Linked DNA regions of Homo sapiens: regions 1 and 2 are each linked to region 3. The links are chromatin loops, found by intact Hi-C in ENCODE. Cell type or tissue: OCI-LY7. All regions are shown on one strand.

What was found. Peaks named below come from ENCODE experiments on the same cell type or tissue, not always from the same donor. Only the 100,000 strongest peaks of a DNase experiment are listed, where the experiment ranks them.
Region 1: a loop joins it to region 3, with 4 times the contacts of the local background. A loop is called at or near these places in 2 of 110 quality-filtered maps.
Region 2: it touches region 3 in a loop (2.0-fold over the local background); 3 of 110 quality-filtered maps call a loop at or near these places.

What each region holds. Positions count from the first base shown.
Region 1 is chrX:118,209,571-118,214,570 of GRCh38, forward strand. No RefSeq gene overlaps it. Among named protein-coding and RNA genes, the nearest start is that of KLHL13, 95 kb to the left of the region's middle. RefSeq lists an enhancer at 2,171-2,240. In OCI-LY7, no CTCF peak of the experiment used is centred here; DNase peaks (open chromatin) are centred at 2,501 and 3,411; H3K4me3 peaks cover 1,751 bases; H3K27ac peaks cover 1,789 bases.
Region 2 is chrX:118,601,127-118,606,126 of GRCh38, forward strand. DOCK11 (dedicator of cytokinesis 11) reads left to right here. Exons shown (of 53, transcript NM_144658.4): 24 at 4,112-4,230. Among named protein-coding and RNA genes, the nearest start is that of DOCK11, 110 kb to the left of the region's middle. In OCI-LY7, CTCF peaks have their summits at 546 (motif pointing left), 2,968 (motif pointing right) and 3,169; DNase peaks (open chromatin) are centred at 555 and 2,985.
Region 3 is chrX:118,343,356-118,348,355 of GRCh38, forward strand. It overlaps WDR44 (WD repeat domain 44), which reads left to right and starts at 2,751. Exons shown (of 20, transcript NM_019045.5): 1 at 2,751-3,225. The coding sequence starts at 3,149. RefSeq lists enhancers at 1,982-2,101, 2,292-2,341, 2,883-3,426, 4,922-5,000. In OCI-LY7, CTCF peaks have their summits at 3,105 (motif pointing right) and 3,306; DNase peaks (open chromatin) are centred at 2,636 and 3,146; H3K4me3 peaks cover 3,246 bases; H3K27ac peaks cover 2,066 bases.

The sequences.
Region 1 (5,000 bases), 130 kb before region 3:
GGCTGCTGCAAGTCACCTTTAAAGTTAGGCCTGAGAGGCCGGGGGCGGTGGCTCAGGCCTGTAATCCCAGCACTTTGGGAGGCCGAGACGGGTGGATCACGAGGTCAGGAGATGGAGACCATCCTGGCTAACACGGTGAAACTCTGTCTCTACTAAAAACACAAAAAAATTAGCCAGGTGTGGTGGCGGGCACCTGTAGTCCCAGCTACTCGGGAGGCTGAGGCAGGAGAATGGCATGAACCCGGGAGGCGGAGCTTGCAGTGAGCTGAGATCGCGCCACTGCACTCCAGCCTGGGCAACAGAGCGAGACTCCGTCTCAAAAAAAAAAAAATAGCTAGGCCTGAGATAACCTGGGGATTACAAACTCAAAGCCCACCCTGGCTAAGCAGGCAGAGTGTGAGTGCATCTGCATACACGGTGTGAGGGGTGGGTGTGTGGTTGATTAGAGAGCAAACAGTCCATCTAAAGGGTGCAGTAGCTACTCCGCTCCAGCTGACCCACATGAACTAATGCAGGCCTAGTGTTGCCAGAGCGTCTGGATTTTTCAAGAGAAACCAGAAATGTGAGTTTGTAAATTGTAAAATCTCCTGGTTTTTCATTGTTGACTCAAAATGTTTGGAATGTTGTATAGGCCAAATAAAACACAAACACCATTTTGTGCTCTTTGATACAATAAAAACAACACAAAAAATTAACTATCATGGACTTGACCTCAACATACTGTACCTTGCTGAATCTCTCCTGGACTCTGCATATGAAAGCACTGCCATCATCACTCCCTGCTATCCACATCCTTCACCCTGGAACCAGTGACTTCCTTTAAGACAAATCCAGGGCCTTTTCTCCATTCTTATAAGCCCCGACCACTGCAGCACTTAGCCAATATTGCTGTAAGACCCCAGTTACTACTTGGACCAAGACAACAGGAACAAGTTTGGATCTCCATCCCCACTGCTACTGCCTTATAGCCAATCATCTTGCCATCTCCTGGATAGAAACTGTGGGTTTCTGTCACATTTCCTGACTGTGTTCGATGCATTGTGCTTGAGCATCTTGAGTCCTCTTTTAATACCTTATTCTCAAAAACACAAACCTGATCATGTTGATTCCCTATTTAAAACTCTCCACTAGTTTCCCACTCTCTTCCAGCAGGATGTCCAAGGCTCTTCATGCCCCAGCCCCTTCTTGTTCCTTCAGTCTCATCTCCCATCACTCCACACCTTCCTTAATCCCTACTTTTGACTTAGCCAAGCTATTAAAGCTCCCTGTAAATGCTACGCCCTTCAGTGCCCCAATACCTTGGCAAATAATGCTGCCTTTGCCTAGAAAATCTTTCTCCTAGCCCCCTTCTCCAGGGAAACTCCAACTACTCCTTTGACCTCAACTCAGATTCAGCTTCCCTGGGACCAGCCCCATCAATATACCCAACTATGTTGTACTCTCCTATGGCCCTCTATGAAATGATCAGAGCACTTATCTCACTACTATAATTGTTTGGCTCTTCTGCTAAACTATAAAGGCCTAAAAGATGAGAACTTTTAAAAAAATCTCTGTATTCCCACTCTCCAGCATAGTGCGTGGCACATGGCCGACACAATAAATGTTTGCTGAATGACTGTGAATTTCTTGTATTAATTAACGAGTGTCTTTATACCAAAAAAAGACCCATCTCAGTGCAGCTTAGCATGAGACAAAAACAGCAGGGAACACACAGAAGAGAACATGTAGGACTTAGACAAAGAGAAAAAGATAGAAATCCAGAATACACCAGAACAGCAACAATTTCCTAATCACAAAAGATAGGGGTCTTCCCCAATTCCTTACTGAAGAGGAAATTGAAAATAACATTAGAACTTGGCAGGGCACAGTGGCTCATGCCTGCAATCCCAACACTTCGGGAAGCTGAAATGGGAGTATCACTTGAGCCCAGGAGCTCAAAAACAGCCTGGGTAATATAGTGAAACCTAGTCTCCACAAAAATTAAAAGAAAAAAAATTTAGCCAAGCATGGTGGCACATGCCTATAGTCCCAGCTACTTGGGAGGCTGAGGTGGGAGGATCACTTGAGCCTGAGAGGCGGAGGTTGCAGTGAACTAAGCTTGCACCACTGCACTCCAGCCTGGGCAACAGAGCGAGAACTTGTGTCAAAAAAAAAAAAATTAAAACCTGCCAATATAGGATCTGTGGTTTGTTGTAGATAATTATGTTATGTTGTGAGTTGGGAGGATCGCTTGCAGCCTAAGAGTTATGTTGCCTGCATTGAGTCATTTTTAGCTAAGTCTTTTTGTTGTGTTAAAGTACTGTTAGCTGAACTGTATGGACTCCACCTGGCAAATGCAGTTAAAGTTCTGATGCCCAGAGGGGGAAGACCAGGAAAGGAGCAGATTTTCCCAGATGGGACCTTGACATGGCTTATGTTTCTGCTTGGGAGTGCTACCAGGACCACATTCGCAGCCGCTCTCACATTTGCTCCTCACAGCTGCACTGAGCACCAAGCCGAGGAGGTATTATTATCCCCATTTCAGAAATGAGGAAACGAAAACTGCAAGATTAAATAAGTTGATTTTTGTTCCTCCTGCCTGGGGCCCCCAAGATAACAGCAGCAGCTTCACCAATATTCCTGCACCTGCCTTAGTCCAGTCCCTCCTATGGTAAACCCCAAATTTTGGAGCTAAGAGGCTTCCGTAATGATCTGCCTCAAGCCTCCGTGTTTCACAGTGAACTCATGTTTTTAGCACTTTCACCAACCTGGGGGAGGAAAAGCAAAGGGAGACTGGCCAGAAACCAGCTCCTTAAATCCCTCGGTTTCCCCAGCAGGGGCCCAGGCTGCATCATGTGCTCTTGCCAGTCACTGAGATTTTCCTCTGCAGTTGCTGGTATCCATATGCTCCACTTGTGGCCTTAGCTCATCTCTGCTGCTGTGGCCCCTAGCCTCAATGTATTCAAATAACAGAAACTCAGCAGCAGAGCCGTGATGTGACTTGCCCTATGAATCCAGGGAAGGGAGGAGCAGATACTGGACTTGACATCAGTTTTTCTGACTGCCAGTGAAGAGCTCTGTTTACCACACCATGCTGTCTTTTAAAAGGCAACAGAAGCTGGGGCATGTCAAACAGTATCGTATCACATGAAGAGCTTTGCTGCTGCTGCTGCTGCTGCTGCTTTGAATATCAAATATTATAGCCACCCCTTATCAAAACGCTAAAATGGAATTTCAACATCTTTTGAGCATGGAGAAATTTTTAATCAAAAAAGACTCTACAAAAAGGAAATTAAAAACACAAACAGACACCCAAAGAGGAAAACTAGAGGCGATGTGTTGCTATAGAAAGAAGGTGTTAGACAAACCACAAAAATGTATCAGCAAAACCACTTCTCTTAATTCTAGCTCCAGGAACCATTTGCAACAGAAACAATGCACATGCTGCTCCTGCAGAGAAGCCGGGTGAGCAGTCAGCCCAGCCCACAGAAAGAGTGACCAAAAAGTCACAAGCTATTAACTTGAAAAGAACTGAGGACTACAAGCTATAAGCAGAAAGTGACAGAGCCCTCAGTCAATCTGCAGAGATTAACTGCATGCTCATTAATTTCTCTTCAGTATAGTCCAATAAGCATGGTCCAGTGTTTTAAAGTAGATCAAGACAGTGGCTCCTCACCCTGCAATGCTGCAGAGACCAGGAGGCAGGTCAGTGTCTCAGGGAGAGAAGGTAGTGCTGTCAGTGAGTTCCCCAAAACACCCCAAGATTGGGTGTGTGTGTGTGTGCGTATTTACACACAATCATCTATGGGCATTATAACTACAAGATATCCATTCCATAGCCCTATAGGGCCTAGCTCACAGGAATCACTAAATTAAATTGACCCAATATTAATAATAGCCAATAATTATTGAGCATTTTAATGTATTATCTCCTTTAATCCTCTCAATAACCTTGTGAAGTATGCACTTTCATTGTACTCGTTTTACTGCTTACACAGAAAGGTGAAGGGGGCCAGGTGCAGGGCTCACACCTGTAGTTCCAGAACTTTGGGAGGCTGAGTTGGGAGGATTGCTTGGAGCCTAGGAGTTAGAGACCAGCTTGGGCAACGTGGAAAAACCCTGTTTCTACCAAAAAAGTATTAAAATATTAGCCAGGTGTGATGGGGTGAGCCTGTAGTCCCAGCTACCCAGGAGGCTGAGATGGAAGATCACCTGAGCCCAAGGCTGCAGTGAGCCATAATAGCACATCTGCACCCCAGCCTGGGCAACAGAGTGGGATCCTGTCTCAAAAAAGAAAGAGAGAGAGAGAGAGAGAGGGAGGGAGGGAGGGAGGGAGAGAGAGAGAGTTCTTCTTGGAGCTTTCTCTGTGCTGATGCCTACTTTCAGGTTTCAGACTGAGTTCTTCTTGGAGCTTTCTCTGTGCTGATGCCTACTTTCACGTTTCAGGCTGTGTTGTGTTTAGGCTGGGGAATATCTTGGAGATGGAGGGGTGGGTAGATTGGGGGGTGGGAGTAAACTCACCATCGATTTGGTAATATTTGAATTCAGGTTTTCTTCCCCAAACGGCCTGCTACTATCTACTTTTCAGCATCTTCAAATAGCTGCCCCATGAATTCTGTCCAGTAGGAAATGGTGGGTGGAAGCATGCTTACTCCATCTTGCCTGGAGCTGAGGGCCCTTTATTTCTTCCTTGGAGATCCAGTTGTTGAACACTTATCAACACACTACAGGCTGATTGTACCAAGTGTTGGTATAAGCAAGGAGACTCCTTATGCAATCTTTCACATTACATTCAGGCAGGTCTACCATTTTCTATCTGTGCCTCTGAACAATTAGTTGCCACACCACCCTGGGCCTCAGTATCCTCATTTGTAACTTGAGAATAACCCCGTCTTTATGGCCAGGCGCAGTGGATCACGCCTGTAATCCCAGCACTTTGGGAGGCTGAGGCGGGCGGATCACGAGGTCAGGAGATCCGGACCATCCTGGCTAACACGGTGAAACCCCATCTCTACTAAAAA
Region 2 (5,000 bases), 260 kb after region 3:
TTAAGACGTATAATAGGCCAGGTGCAATGGCTCATGCCTGTAATCCCAGCACCTTGGGAGGCCCAGGCAGGCAGATTGCTTGAGCCCAGGAGTTCGAGACCAGCCTGATCAACATGGTGAAACCCATCTCTATAAAAAAATACAAAAATTAGCCGGGCATAGTGGCACACACCTGTAATCTCAGCTACTTAGGAGGCTGAGGTGGGAGGATCGTTTGAGCCTGGGAGGTTGAGTCTCCAGTAAACTGTGATCATGCCACTGTACTCCAGCCTGGGCCACAGCGAGACCCTGTCTCAAAAAAAAAAAAAAAAGAAAAAAGTATGATAATCATCTAACTTTTAAATCCTTTCCTCAGGTAAATATCTAGGACTTCAATATGTATGAATGCTTTGTTAAGGTTTGTTCTTCACATGGGAAAGTTTTATAAAAGTTTCAATCAAGTGGAATGGAAAAGAACATCATTTTCATATATACGGGTATTCTTAAAATAGAAAAGTTCTCGTATTTGTTTTTCTGAAGATGTGGAATTTCTGGTATTTATGTGACCTACGCTCTCCCTCTAGTGGTAGTCAATGAAATACCATGTGATTTCAGAAATAGCCAAGCTCCTCTATATAACCTTAGTGCTGAAAAGGATTCTTAAGACTTTTTTTCTTTCTTTCTTTTTTTGAGACAGGGTCTCACTCTGTCGCCCAGGCTGGAGTGCAGTGGCGTAATCTCAGCTCACTGCAACCTCCGCCTCCTGGGTTAAAGTAATTCTCCTGCCTCAGCCTCCCGAGTAGCTGGGACTACAGGCGCCCGCCACCATGCCCAGCTAATTTTTTTTTTTTTTTTGTATTTTTTAGTAGAGATGGGGTTTTGCCATGTTGGCCAGGCTGGTCTTGAACTCCTCACCTCAGGTGATCCGCCCACCTGGGCCTCCTAAAGTGCTGGCATTACAGGTGTGAGCCACCATGCCCGGCCAAGACTTTTTTTTTTTTTTTTTTTTTTAACAGATGAGGAAGCTGGGGCCCAAGTAGAGGTGACTTGCCTGTAGACATTCAACTGGTTAGTAGCAGAACTGGGGTGAGACTATGACAAGTCCCATGTTCTTTCTACCACACCTTGCTATCTCTTGTTCCTATAAATGACATTGTTTCAAGAATTCATTTACCATCCACTTGTTGAGCTCTTGTTATATATTTAGTATTTTCCTAGCTCTTTGAGGCTTACAGAGAAGAATAATTTAGGGTTATTGTCCATAGGGGAACTTACAGTCTAACTGAAGAGACAGGACATACATAAGTTAAATGACAGTCTGTCAATAATACAATTAATAGTTCAAAGCAATATATGATTAAATGTCCAGTATGTGATACAGGGCACAAGTGCTGAGGGTTCGGTGAACTGAGGAACTACTGTAGACTAGAGGGCTCCTGTCTTTTTTTTTTTGGAGACAGAGTCTCACTCTGTTGCCCAGGCTGGAGTGCAATGGTATGAACTCAGCTCACTGCAACCTCTGCCTCCCGGGTTCAAGCTATTCTCCTGCCTCAGCCTCCCAAGTAGCTGGGATTACAGGCATGCACCAATATGCCTGGCTAATTTTTGTATTTTTAGTAGAGACAGGGTTTCACCATGTTGGCCAGGCTGGTCTCGAACTCCTGAGTTCAAGTAATCCGCCTACCTCAGCCTCCCAAAGTGCTGGGATTACAGGTGTGAGCTGCCGCGCCCGGCCTACTTTCTTATTTTATTCATTTATTCAGTAAGTCACCAAATATTTATTGACCATGTAGTATGGGCCAGACATTGTTCTGGATGCTATGAATCAAATGGGGAACAGTTTAGACAGCATACCTTTTCTAGTTGTGGTAGAGAGATTATAAGTGAGTGCCATGAAGAAAAGAGCAGGTTAATGAGATCCAACATGACCAGGAGTGTATTCTACATAGAGTTGTCAGGGAAGGCCTATTGGGGGAAATAGCATTTCAAGCTGAAAGGATGAGAGGAAGACAACCTTAGGGGGTAAAGTCGTGTAAAAGGATAACAGAATATCACAGTAGGTGTAAACACCTTACATCAGCATGTTTGAAGGACAGAAAAATAAAAGACCGTGTAGCTATAGTACAGTGTGCATTGTGAGGGGAGGATGGCAAGTGACAGGTTTGGCGGGACAGGCCGGGTATGTCGTAGGCATGGAAGCTTATGATAGCTCTTTGTTCGTGGTAGTTTGTTTTGTTTTGTTTTGTTTTTTAACAACAGAAAGATGGCAATGTCTAATTTGCATTTCAGAAAGAACACTCTGGCTGTCATGTTGAGAATAAATTACAGAGGACTGCTACTGGTAGCAGGGAATGCCCATCTCTCTTTTCTACCTGGCACTATTCTATTTATCATTTACCCTTTCTCATCTCTGAGGCCTTACCAGACATTCCCTACCCACTTGCACACTCAGTTGCTTCTTTGTGCATTTTGTATATTCCATGATCATGCTATTTACTGTTGATATTGCAATTATTTAGTTCCATGTGTTTATCCCCTGTACACTGTGAACTACTTGATGGTAGAAACCATGGCCTTTATTTGTTTGGGTTTACTTTTGTTTTTGGTGTGCTTGGCTATTGGAAGTTCATTTGTTTGCCCTTTGTCGAATGAGAAAATGAATGGTTTCACTGAAGTGGGGATTTGTACTTGCCTTGAAAGAGTAGCCAGGATTTGGCTAAAAACGATGAACAGACACAAAGGCAGGAAAGTATATGATATATTCAAGAACAGTGAAGAAACCAGAGATACCAGTTTGGCCTTGTAGAGAACAGTGATGATTGTTTAGGCTGAAAATGTCAGTTAGGTCTGAAATAACTTGGTCTTGATACTCTACGCCAGGATTTCTCAATCTTCGCACTATTGACATTTTGAGGTAGAGTTATTCTTTGTCCGTGAGGGTCTGTGTGTGCGTCGTAGGATATTTAGCAGCATTGCTGGCCTCTGACCACTAGATGTCAGTATCACTCCCTGGTTGTGACCACCAAAACTGTTTCCAGACATTGCCAAATCTGTCGGGAACAAAATGGCCCCTGGTTGAGAACCACTGCCATAGGCTATGGGGAGACATCGAAAAAATCTTGGCAGGAGGTGGTCTAATGTAACGAGTATTTGAGGAAGATTAATTTAGAAATGAGAGTTGGATGTATGGAGAGTAAAGAGAAATTGTACAGAGACCTGCTAAAAAGAAAATGATTTATACTATTTTGGTTATTGATTAGAGGGTCTTGAAGACAGATAGTGGCAAAAGTCAGGGAATCTGGGAAAGAGAATTTATGAGTTTTTTAAGTACAGAGACTTGATTTATCCACCTCTCTATTTCCCCTAGCACTACACATTGAATTGATATAGAAAGATGCTCAGCGAGGTTTGTTTCCTTTTTTTTTTTTTTTTTTTTTTTTTTTTGGTTAGCTGGTTGAGTGAGTGAATGATGTGGAGAGAAGGGAAGAAAGAAGAAAGAAATTGAACAACTTTCACTGTTTGTATTATTTCTCTGTATATATGATCACGTTTCTTCTTTTTGATGTTTGTAACGCACTTATCATTGGAGACACAGTGTTAGCACTTTGAAGGAAATGTATTGTGAGATTCTTAGACTGCAAAAGTGCTTCCGTTTTGTAGTGGTGATGGTGTAGAGCCAATTACATATAGAACCACTCTTTATTGCATTCCACTTAACTTGTCACCAGATTAACTGATGCCCACATTCCCCTGCAGAACATACAGAATGCCTGGGGGTTAGTAGATGCATCTCCAGTATCATCTCCAAACATCTGTTCCTCCCCACTGCCCCAGGCAATTGAGTGTTGGTTTACCAGGAGTCAGTTGTCAATTTTCTAAAAACTGTTTATCCAAATTATACTTATTAGCTTTAGTAAAGTGTTTAATGTTAAATAACAAAATCTGAGTGCCAAATAGAGGTGTGGATTAAGTAATTAACAAAAAAGCCCCCTATCCAATGGAAAGCTCACTTTTAATTGAGCTTATATGCTAGTCAATGTATTTCTCACTACTTAATTTTTTTGCTGTTTCACATTTGCAAATTTTATCATATTTCTGTTTGTTTTCATAACTAATAATGACTTAATTTTAGTGTTTGCATGCCATGGAGATCCAAGTCATGATACAGTTTCTACCTGTAATTCTTATGCAACTCTTCCGAGTTCTCACAAATATGACCCATGAAGATGACGTTCCTATCAACTGCACCATGTGAGTTTTGGTGTTATAATACAAAGATGCTATTTATTTGAGATCTTTCTTATTTTTTAATGGAGGTATTCATTACTATAAACTTCCCTCTTAGAACTGCTGTTGCATTCCATAGGTTTTGGTATGTTGTGTTTTCATTGTCATTTGTCTCAAGATATTTTAAATTTTCCCTTTTCTTTTTTGACTCAGGAACATGTTTAATTTCCACCTATTTTGAATTTTCCACGGTTTCTCCTGTGATTGATTTCTAGTTTCATTCCATTGTGGTTGGAAACAACACTTGATATGATTTCAGTCTTCTTATAATTCTTAGGGCTTGTTGTGTGGCCTAACATATATGGTCTATTCTGGAGACTATTCTATGTGCTCATGAAAAGAATGGATATTCTGTTGCTGTTGGATGGAATGTTCTGTATATGTCTGTTAGGTCTATTTGGTCTAAGTGTAGTTCAAGTCCAATGTTTCCTTATTACTTTTCTGTCTGGTTGATCTGTCCATTGTTGAAAGTGGGGTATTGAAGTCCTCTATTTTTCTATTGCAATATATTTCTCCTTTCATGTTCGTTAATATTTGCTTTATGTATTTAAGAAGATAAATATATAAGTTCCAATTGAACTTTTTCCAATTATGTAAATGTTCTGCACTTGTGTTGTTCAATATAGCAGCCACCAGCCACATGTGGCTATTGAGACTTCAACTGGGGCTGGTTCAGCTGAGGAACAGAATTTTTTTTTTTTTTTTTTTTTTTGAGACAGAGTTTCGCTCTTGTT
Region 3 (5,000 bases):
CAAAAAAAAGTGACGATGGGCAGTATTTATATGTGTTTTAACGTTTCCAGCAATTCATTCTAGCAATTGGCTTTCTCATGCAATTGATAAAAGCATTTAAACGGAAACTTTAAAAGCTCTAAAAATGTTACCAGTTTATCATTCCTATCCATTTTACCTTTTTCTAAGTATAATGTTTAAGGCAGCTTAAAAGGTCCAAGAGAGCTGATATGGTATATTGAAAAAAAACAGAGCACCAAACTAGGACTCCGTATTTGTCTCCACTGCTAGATTATTAGCTTTTTGTAGGCAGAAACTTAAGTTGTCTTTTTCTGTTTTGTTTTTGTTGTTGTTGTTGTTGTTGTTTTTGAGACAGAGTCTCCCTCTGTCGCCCAGGCTGGAATGCAGCGGCGGGATCTCAGCTCACTGCAACCTCCGCCTCCCAGGTTCAAGCAATTCTCCTACCTCAGCCTCCCGAGTAGCTGGGACAACAGGCAAGTGCCACCACGCCCCCCTAACTTTTGTATTTTTAGTAGAGACAGGATTTTGCCATGTTGGCCAGACTGGTCTCGAACTCCTGACCTCAAGTGATCTGCGCACCTCGGCCTTCCAAAGTGTTAGGATTACAGGTGTGAGCCACCGCGCCGGATCTAGTTGTCTTTTTAATCTGTCAATTGTCCTCAGCATCTAGAACGCTTCATGACACCAAATTGTATATGTTTACTGAACTGAGCGACTGGTTTCCACACACGGCATTTTGTTTTTGTTGTTGCTGTTGTTTTTTGTGTGTGTGTGTGAGAGACAGGGTGTGGCTCTGCTGCCCAGTCTGGAGTGTAGTGGTGCTATCTCAGCTCACTGTAGCCTCAACCTCCTGGGCTCAAGCGATTCTCCCACCTCAGCCTCCACAGTAGTTGAGACCATAGGCACATGCCACCACACCCAGTTAAATTTTGAATTTTTTGTAGAGACAGGGTTTCACCATGTTGCCCAGGCTGGTCTGAAACTCTTGAGCTCAAGAAATCCGCCTGCCTCGGCCTCCCAAAGTGCAGGGATTACGGGCGTGAGCCACCGCGCCTGGAACTAACACCTCTATCATATAGAGAAAACTAACTTTTTTTTCTTTGGAAGCCATAAATTCACTATTAGATATCTAGGAAGAGAATACATTCAGGTAGTTAACATCTTTCCATAAATATATATTTCCCTACCTTATATCTGGTATCTTTCCATAATCCAAAAAGAAAACAAAAAAACCTATCTTAGTGAGCAAAACGTTTTTAAAAGTTAGTACTTTGAGTTACATTTTTATACCTAGGAAGTTAATTAACATGTTTAAGACACATAAAACCTAATAATTTTTAGGTTTGACAAAAGTCATACCCTCACAAGGATCCACAAATCCCTTGTCTCCAATTCTGAAACTTCAAAAGCTCTGGAAACCAAGTTTCTGTTTTTTTTTTTTTTTAGTAATTTATTTGACAGTCAAATAGATCTATCTTAAACTTATTTGGCAGAAGCGTCTGACTCAAACTGAATGAGGCTATTTACTTGTATTTATTTATCCCGTATGAACAATCATATATCTTGCTGCAAAAATATTAATATATTTGATTACGCAGTGTTTTCCCTAAACTCCCTGGGGTATTATAGAATATACAGTATATGACATTTGGTTTTTACCCAAGTCCACTAGACCACAGCAGACCTTGCCCTGATTGCTTGACAAAGTCTAGAGCCCCTTTCCAGTTTCTCTGAGACCATACCCCTGGCTCCAATCCAGCCTTTTCTTGAATACTAATTGAGGCTGCACGAACAGCTCAAAATGCCTATCATGATGTCAGTTGGAGAAATAAATATGCTGTGTGATCATACTGAAAGTCAATGTTATCACCTTGATGGTCAATGACCCGTGGTTTAAGAAGGAACATCTCGGTTTTTTAAAAAGTACCTTTCTATTTTTATCACCGGACGCTGGGCAGTTGAGGATCAGAATTAAGCCATTAGCTCGTAGGCTTGCAATGATATCTGCTCAATAAATATTTACCATTTAGCTGACGCACATCTTGGGCAGTATGTAAGAACTTCTCTCACACTGTGTTGGCAGCGACAGACATGTGCGGAGAAAAAGTAACCGGAGGCCTAATACTGGCTCAGCTCCAGCAATAAATCCATCATTACACCATGGAACTGGCACACTCCCCGTGTATATCTCAAGGACCCCACCCTCTGGCCGGCAGGATCATATCTAGGGATCTCAATTAGAGATCTCGTAGTGAATAAGGGCGAGTTATTCTCGTAACGCCAGAGGTGGTGGACCTGCCGACGCCCTAGGGTGGGACATTCCGGGCTTGGATAGTAAGACATCGTAAATATACGCCAAAATGTCCACACCAACGTTTCCCGAGAGTATTTCTTTACAAGTAAAAGACCGACTCAAAATCACCCCTCTCAAAACGCGTCTCTTTGGAACTGCAGAGTTAGGGAGTAAGACTTTCTGCCTGACCCCACCTACGTCGGCCGCGCGCTCTCAGAGCCAGGGCACCACGCTGCTCCTGCGCAGGTCCTAGACTCCTCCCTTCGGGAGGCTCACCCCCTCCCTTCTCGGCTACTTCCGGCCCTCACCGAACGCCCTCAACGCGCTTGCGCCGTTTTGATAGGCTTCTCGGGCCGAAGTAATCGGAGCGCTGCCTCTCTGGAACCGCCCCCGCCACCTCTTCGCCCCGCCCACGTATTACCGCCCCTCCGAAATCTCGCGAGGGTAGGTGCGCGTCGGTATTTTGCGGGCAACTAGCTCTTCCAGCTGCTGTAAATTGCTGCTGCGGGAGAAACTGGAGCCGCTGTAGCCGGCGCGCCCTTCTTCCCTTACTGCGAGGAGCCACCGCCTCTTTCGCGCTCCTTATACACCTATCACTGGGAGCGGTGGCAGCAACATTCCCTGGACCAACCGCCGCCTCTTCAGGCGGCCGCTTTGCCGGTCATTCCCGAAGCCCGGCAACTGAGGGCGGCCCCCTTTCCTTAACAGTCTCCTCGCTACAGATCGTCTGCTCCCTCAGCCTCGCCCGAGACCCACTTCCCCAGTCTCGCCCGGGTGGAGGTCGACGAGGAGGAGACAAGAGTCACCCTTCCTCCAGGCGGCGCCGGCCCCCTCACCCGCGGGTGTGTCCTATAAATGGCGTCGGAAAGCGACACCGAGGAATTCTATGATGCCCCTGAAGATGTGCACCTAGGGGGCGGCTACCCCGTGGGGTAAGTGACTGCAGCTATGACAGGAAGCCGGGCATCCCAAGCCCCCCGCATCTCCTGTGTCTTCCCCCTACACCCCTCCCAGGTCCCGCTGTGTCCGCCACCGCTGTTCCTCCCCGTCTCACTGGAGGACTTCAGAACCCAGACCTGGGGCTTCTTAGGGCGGGGTGACTCGGAGAAGGGGGAGTCAGCCACCTCGGGCAGCCTCCCGGCCGTTTCCCTACTGAACGGTCCCAGGGTCGGTCTCGGAGCCCGTTTCTCTTCTGATCCAGCCTTCTGTGAGGGGGAACAGCTTACGTGCCTGAGTCGGAGATTTGTATCTGTGGGGTTCTGAGCTTACCTTTCAAACATCCGTTTTGGCCTCGGGGACCGTAGATTAAAGGAGCAGTAACAGGAGAAATGTAACTTGTAGTTTTTTATTCTCCCGTTTACCGCTAACTTACCTATTCACTTCAGAGGTGGCTGTAACTCTCCCCTATTTGCCGTCCTCTTTTTCTTGCACACAGCGAAAAGGAGCGGGGGGAAGGTTGGGTATTTGCTTAAGAAAGTCCTCTAGCGAATGTACTCTAGATCAACAGTGTTTTATTAAAATAACACCTTATCGTGAGGTAAAGGAAATCGAATACACGGTCCCTATTAGGCAGAATGCGGTCTAAAAGGATGGCCAGACAGAAGAAATGTGCACAACTGACTGCAGAGGGACAAACAAGTGCTGAGTAATCTGGTGATTGGAAGGAGAGCCCCAGCTTTGTGTTCTTTATCTAATTCTGCAAGATGTTTTAGTGGTGATTAATATGGGTGATTCTGAATAGGAAGTACAGTAGTTGGAATGCTCGCTTGACTAGGACTTGTATTTACTTACCCACTTCTCCACTTTTCAAAGTTGGGGTAGTGCTTTAAAGCGATTTCGCCGAACTCCCCTACGAATGTACGTGGAAATAGAGGCAGTGAAATATATTTTCATGCTGTAAGAACTTGAGGATTGGTAAAATGTAGATGTTAGTATAAAGGACTAATATGGTTCGAGAAGTTCACTGCCTTCAATTCTCACACTTACTCCGTGGGAGTAATAACCCGCTGTGATGCAAGTATAGTTAGCCATGCATGCTAGAAGTCATTCTAAAAACTAATGTATGTTTATACACAATATGCACCAAAAAGTTACAGTAATAAAATCAGAAAGCAATGTACGTTGGTAGATTTCAGATGTTTGTCTTTCCACCAACCTTCATGTCACTGTTGTGGGATTTTGGGGTGGCAGTGGCCAATCTTGAGATGACACCGAATCTCCTTCAAGTTCAATATCTGAGACAAGTTTAGAGCTAGGTGTAGAGCATAGGAAATACATTTGGGTTTTGAAATGTATTGGACTTCCGTGAAACTTAATTTTTGTGTGTGTGGTTTTCCCTTCAAAGTAATGAACTGACAATTCAGATTGAATGAGACACCAAGTCCTTTGGTACTTTTGTGTGTGTGTATTGGGGTGGGGGAGGGAAATCATCAGTTTATGAGCTGATCAGTTTAGAACTACTCTGTGGATATTGTTCTTTCCACTGAATAAGTTTAATTTCAAAGGACGCAAGTTATATCAGGACCTGTGTAAACTGTCTAGTCCAGTACCTGGGCACAGAGAAAGCATTCAAAATGTTCATGCTTTTCTCCTTCCTTTCTTGGCATTGGCAAATTTGTTAACTTTACACAAAGCTTATTTTGGGAGATATATAGAACTTGGACCTATTTTACTTATCTAAACCGGATGAGTCATTTTGATAGAATTG